2 separate regions of the Mus musculus genome follow, and region 1 is linked to region 2. A link is a loop called in an ENCODE intact Hi-C map of the cell type or tissue named here. Cell type or tissue: heart. All regions are shown on one strand. Links, peaks and the distances in the headings refer to the core of each region. The heading gives the core; the rest is flanking DNA.

Evidence for each region. Hi-C counts contacts between places; a loop is a spot of excess contacts. Peaks named below come from ENCODE experiments on the same cell type or tissue, not always from the same donor. Only the 100,000 strongest peaks of a DNase experiment are listed, where the experiment ranks them.
Region 1: a loop joins it to region 2, with 4 times the contacts of the local background. A loop is called at or near these places in 18 of 42 quality-filtered maps.

The regions. Positions count from the first base shown.
Region 1 is chr11:33,961,884-33,964,792 of GRCm38, reverse strand. It overlaps Kcnmb1 (potassium large conductance calcium-activated channel, subfamily M, beta member 1), which reads right to left and starts at 1,780. Exons shown (of 4, transcript NM_031169.4): 1 at 1,467-1,780; 2 at 1-116. The coding sequence starts at 92. It also overlaps a transcript of Kcnip1 not described here. In heart, for the core only: no CTCF peak of the experiment used is centred there; a DNase peak (open chromatin) is centred at 1,552; H3K4me3 peaks cover 717 bases; H3K27ac peaks cover 2,242 bases.
Region 2 is chr11:34,211,923-34,214,831 of GRCm38, reverse strand. No RefSeq gene overlaps it. Among named protein-coding and RNA genes, the nearest start is that of Foxi1, 5.3 kb to the right of the region's middle. In heart, for the core only: a CTCF peak has its summit at 1,709 (motif pointing right); no DNase peak of the experiment used is centred there.

The DNA.
Region 1 (2,909 bases), core at 150-2,649, 250 kb after region 2:
TAGGTGATGGCAGCACACACTACCATTGCCACTCCCAGGCAGAGGGCTCGTGTCTCTCCGCGCTTCTGGGCCATCACCAGCTTCTTCCCCATGGCCACTGGAGGCAACAGTCATTTCTAGCACCAAGAAGGCAAAGAGAAGTGAGATTAGCCCAAGTGATAGGTTCATAAGAAGGAAGGAAGGAAGGAAGGAAGGAAGGAAGGAAGGAAGGAAGGAAGGAAGGAAGGAAGGAAGGAAGGAAGGAAGGAAGGCAGGCAGGCATGAGGGGATGCAACCAAATAACAACATTGCTCTTATTTAAGTATGATAATACGTGGAGCTTTGCAACTTACATGGAGCTTTCTTACAGAGGTCTGCTCTGGCCTCTGGTAACAGCCTACAGTTAGCTTTTAAATACTCAGGATCCATTATCACCAATTATCTCCAGGAGAAGCCCAGTACACTTGAGGGGATTTCCTTGTGGTGCTGGCTTTTTCCAGTGAGCCCTCCTAGACTCCTGAGCATTCCCAAGATAAATGACAGCAGGAGTCTGCTCAAGGCTACAGCATGGAAGCTCAGAAGGGAAAGGAAGGAAGGATGTCACCTGTTCCTGAGAGGTCTCGCTCCTGTGACTGGTTGTGCCTGTAATGTCCCGATGGCTCACCAGCTACATGAAGTGAGTTCAGTTTAAATGTAAAGCTTAGGTGGGAATCTGGGATGGGCCTAATGAGAACCTCCAGCAAGAAGGATATGAAGCTCTGATATGCACTGTGGCCTGAGACAGGAAGAAATGGGTTTCCATGATAACAGAAGAGATTTCAGGGAGACTATGCCGGATGTGAAACATTAAGTATCTCAGGACTCCTTGGATGGAATTCTGTAGAAAAGTCACCTGAGGTCTGGGCTTGATCTAGGAAAGTTGGAAAGGGTTAAAGAAGAGTCCTATGTGGCATAACTGTTGGGTTGTTGATCTCTTCCTTAGAAGGACTGGGGATAGAGTATGTAAGGGTTTTGGGGGAGTTTAGAGAAGAGAGGCCATCAGATATAAGACCGAGTCCTGGCTTTTCTACTTAGCAACCATATGACTGTTAAAACAAGAACAATAGTGCCCTCCTCAGGGTCCTGATGTAGACCCACCAACACTGCTGAGCGTCACCTCATAAATAAGTGATGCCCTCCATAAACAGGCGCCATCATTAACTGAGGAATTGAAGGAGCTTGGTGCACTCTGCCAGGCCTGTTTGTCGATCCCTATCCTGATGACAAGTGACAACACTGGTCCTGACTGGCTGGCCACAAAAGAGACGCCCAGACCAGGGTCAACAGGCCAGGCAGGCCCTCCGGTGCCAGAACTCTGATGGGCATCAGGAGAGGTAGGGATTTTCACCACCCTATCCATGCCATCACAGGCTGCTGTCTCCCACCATCTCCCCTCAGCCCCGGCTTCCTAGAAGCCCTTCCCAAGCTCTCTGGGATGTAGCACTCACAGTTCTCTGGGTCTCCGCTGGCTGGCAGATGGTTTCTCTCCACTCGCCCCACCCCCACCCCCACCCCAAGTCAGGCCTGGGAGCTCTAGCAGGAAGTTTGGTCTCCCAGCTGGTCTCCAGGGAAGCAGTCTCAGTCCCATCTGGGTCGAGCCTCCATGCCCAAACATGGTCAAGTCTGAGCACACAGCTTGCCCCGGGATAAAAACTCCACAAGCAGGTACCTAGCCTCACAGCCCTCAGCTGCTGTTGGGGACTCTGCCCCTGCATTTCCCAGAGTCTCCTGGGAAACAGATGTCAAACAGCAAAAGCCATTACCCACCCCACAAGGCCATCCTGATATATGTACAAAAATGTTTCTTCTACACTCCGTCTTTCAGGCTGGCAGAGAAGCCAGGAATAGGAAATGATCTTCCTTGTGTAGTGCAGGGGAGGGAGGTAGAGGGGTTGGGCTTGTCACTAGCCCATGTTATATCCACACCAGTGCAGCCAAAGCCTCCCACCTTTGTCCCTGACTTCCTGTGTGACTCTGAACAAGTCACTGAACCTCTCTGGACCTCTGTCTTCTCCCTTCTATAATTAATAGCATTTTGAAAACTTAACTTTATTCTGGATTGTTAAGTTAGAGATGGAGTTCAGAGAAAGGAGGAAATTCCGCCTTTTAAAGACCACTGGGGCTGAGGCTGGTAGCGGTGGGTCCCACAGCTGCTTCCGGCCAGCCGTCCAGGTCCAGGGACAGTGCCATGCTGGGGACCTCCCACAGACTGACTCTGCTTCATAGGCAGAAAGTTATTGCAGCCAATACGACAACTGAACATTGGTACTGGAGGTAGGGGTGGGGGGCAAACCTGCTTTTGCACTCCGGGTCCTTGTGGATAAAGAGAGCACTGTAAGAGTTGGGAAAGCAAGAACAAGCCCCGCCCCACCCCTGCCCCAACCCCGGCCCCGCCCCCGCCCCGCCCTCCTTACACCTTGGTGCCCTGCTAGTCATCTGCACAGAACTTGATGCCTGGTCCAGAGTTTCTCTACTTGATGAACAGAGACAGATTGGAAGTTGGCCCCTCCCAGTGTCAAATCCCAGCCATCTCTGCCACCAAGGGACTGTTCTAACACCTCAAACCATACCTCTGTTATGTCTCCAGCCACCTAAAGTTCTAGAAGTAGCCTCTGGTGTCCCCAGGCCCAGGGCAGTGGGTGCATCTTAGATATTCCTGATCACTAGGTGTTAGCACCTCTCACCTAAGCCTAACACCTGATAATCAGGGCCCTCTAAGGCCCAGAAAGAAAGTTGTCACTCAAGGCTCCTTGACACTCTGGGGGGTGAACAGCACCCCATCCCCCTTTAGTCACTGACTCTAACTAGAGAGACAACTACCTGTTTAGTTGCCTCATAGCAACTGGAGATTTATTAGTGTGCATGTGCCTGCATGTGTGTGTGGTGCTTAA
Region 2 (2,909 bases), core at 187-2,686:
AGGCACAGCATGGTACAGTACATAAACATAACAAGGTCGTTTACCATTGAGTATTATGTGCTGTACATACTGTGGGTAATATTTGCTCAGATGACAGGCAGAGCTCTGTATGTATACCCACCACACAAACACACAGGGCATGTGTCTCTCTGGCATTATCTCAGCTATAAGACATAGGTAGGCTGGAGGGATTCTCAGCTCCACTGTAGCCTATGGAGTTGCCGCTGTGTGTGGGATACGAATCACATCCTTGACCAGAAGGCATTATGTGATGTGTGACTGTATTCTGTACATACACATACCTTAGCTTCCTCTGCAAATTACCATTGGCTCATGTTAGTGATGGTTTGGGAAGGTGACTATTTGGGGAGAGGAGTGAGGCCCAGGTTGAGTGTCTGTTGGAGCGTAAGGTACCAGCTTCAATCTAGCATTTCTTTCCCAAGGGGTTCTCCTCAGAGTTGGCTTTAGATCAAAGAGTATGGATTAGGTCAAGAGCAGAGGGATAGTGATGATGATGTAAAGTGATGATGTAAAGGGGAAGGAGGAGGAGGGGGAGTGGAAGAGGAGGAAGAAGAGGAAGGAGATGGGGGCGGAGGAGAAGAGAGGAAAGGAGGATGGGAGGAGGGGAGGGGAGAGGAGAGAGAAGAAGAGGGGAAGTAGGGGGAAAAAGGGAGGAGGAGGGGGAAGAGGGAGGGGAGGAGGGGGAGGAGGGAGAGGAGGAGGGGGAGGAGGGAGAGGAGGAGGGGGAGGAGGGAGAGGAGGAGGGGGAGGAGGACAGAGAAGGCAAGATTGGAGCAGGAACTTTAGGCTCCTCTTGAAAAAGAAATTTGAAGCCCGCCAAACTCCCAGAGCAGACAGCATTCCACCTTGTATAGTGATTTATATTACTTCATCTCTTTAGAGTTTGTAATTGCAATCCTTTTGGTAGTCAGGGTTCATAGCCCAAACCCTTATAAGAAGCAGCACAATTGACCATGCTGGGTTTTTTTTTTTCTTATATTTGACTCTTAATAACTCCAGTGAGAAAATTGTTGTGGGGGGAGTTATTTTATGTCTGCTTATGAAATTGGGTGAGTTCGGGCCCAGAACAGTACTCGATCTAAAGAACTTGTATTAACTACTCATAGCAGATGGTACTTACAACTGATGGTCCGGTTCCAGGAGATTCCCAGAATTTAATCTTTAAGCTAACCACATTTAAAATAAAAAAGCAACAATTGAAAGACATACTAAATAAGCCAAACAGCACCAACACAGTCACCCCAGGTGAGGTGTAAGTCTTAGGAGCTCTATGAAGACAGCCAAGCCCAAGCAAGTCATGGGCAGAATGATTTCTGTTCATGTGTGGCCTCTTAGGCTGTGTTACTTCCTTCAGTCTTTGCAGCAGATTCTAGGAATGAGAAATTGGAAGCTCTGAAGCTAAACAGCACCAAGACACTCAGAAAACACAACCATAGGAATATAATTCAGCAATCTAAACATGGCCGGCTGCCTCCTATAGACTCCACTTCATTCCAACCAAGTACTTACTATGCCACGGCAAAGAGACAAGGGATTTTTTTCCCTAAAGGGTGTGATTCATTAATAAAATGTTCTTTGTCTTGTCCTGTGACCACCACACGTTCACTTGAGTCTCCTGCCCTTACTTAAACCATTGGTCTGTCCTAAAACTTCCATTCAAGAATCTCTTGCCTGCTTTTAAAGAAAAGACCGCCAGAGGGCGGTATTGACCTATATTTCTTCCTAAACTCATTAGCCACCAGAAAACAGAGAACACCAAGGTAACCCTCAGCATGGTGAACACCCCAGCTAGACTTCCACCAACCCCTCCCTGGGGCACAGACATCGTCCCTGCACCCAGTCCCCAAATACCTCAGACATGGCTCTTGTGAGTGTTGCTAATTAGGCAGGGTAGAAGAACCAGGCAAGAGCTGGTTGTCTCTCTAGGGAGCCATTTGTAGAGAGGAGGCAAGCACCGAGACTGTATTCTATCTTGTTGCAGATGAGAAAACTATAATGCAATGACTTTAAACTAGTTCTTTCTGGGATTTCCCCCATCACAGCCCGATTCTACACCAAGAATCTCTTCAAAACCTAGGATGCTATTTGTGTTTCATGTGTCGAAAGGAGGACAAGCCCTCAGAGCCCCCACCAAAGGCCAATGCAGAGGACAGGTAAAGTGTGAGCCTCTGCTACTGTAACCATAGCTGGTGGGACATCAGCATCTCCCATTACCTAAAGCTCCTGCATCCCAAATGAGAACTTGACTTTACTGTGTCTGCATCCCCGCTGTGTAGTCCTGAAGCAGCACTTAGAAGTGGCTGGATTTCTTCACTTTACCCATGAAGAAAATGAGGCCCAGAACCATTAGTCTGCAATCTAAGGCATCGTAATTATCTTAGGAGTAAGAGGGAAACTCAAAGTCTAGTGACAAAGCCTGGCCTCTCTGCTCCCTGTCTGTGCTGCATGTGACCCACTGTTGACCCCCAGTGCACAGGTCAGTTCTCACCTGTTTGGTTTTCTCTGCCTTTATGGTTATTCACCTGCCCTGTGCCTTTGTACCATGCTCTAAGCAAGAGAACCAAATGCTCATTTCACAATGTGATCCAGAGAATTAAGTGAACCATTGTTTGTGAAAATCCCTAGTAGTGAGGTTCATCCTTTTGGTAGGTAAGCTGATATCAGATCTCTAAAAATGCATGACTGTCCCATGGGTAGGTACTGTGAGGTCTTCTTTCTGCAAAGCATGAGACTTCTGGACCAGTAAGGACAGCAGTTGAATGCTGGGAAGACACTCCAGAAACAGTGACAGACCCTTCCTCTTTCCCTCCAGCGGCATTACACCCAAATGGCAGAGCAAATAGAGGAAGACATAATGTTAGCCTTCTCCCCAGAGCGTCCTCCCGTGT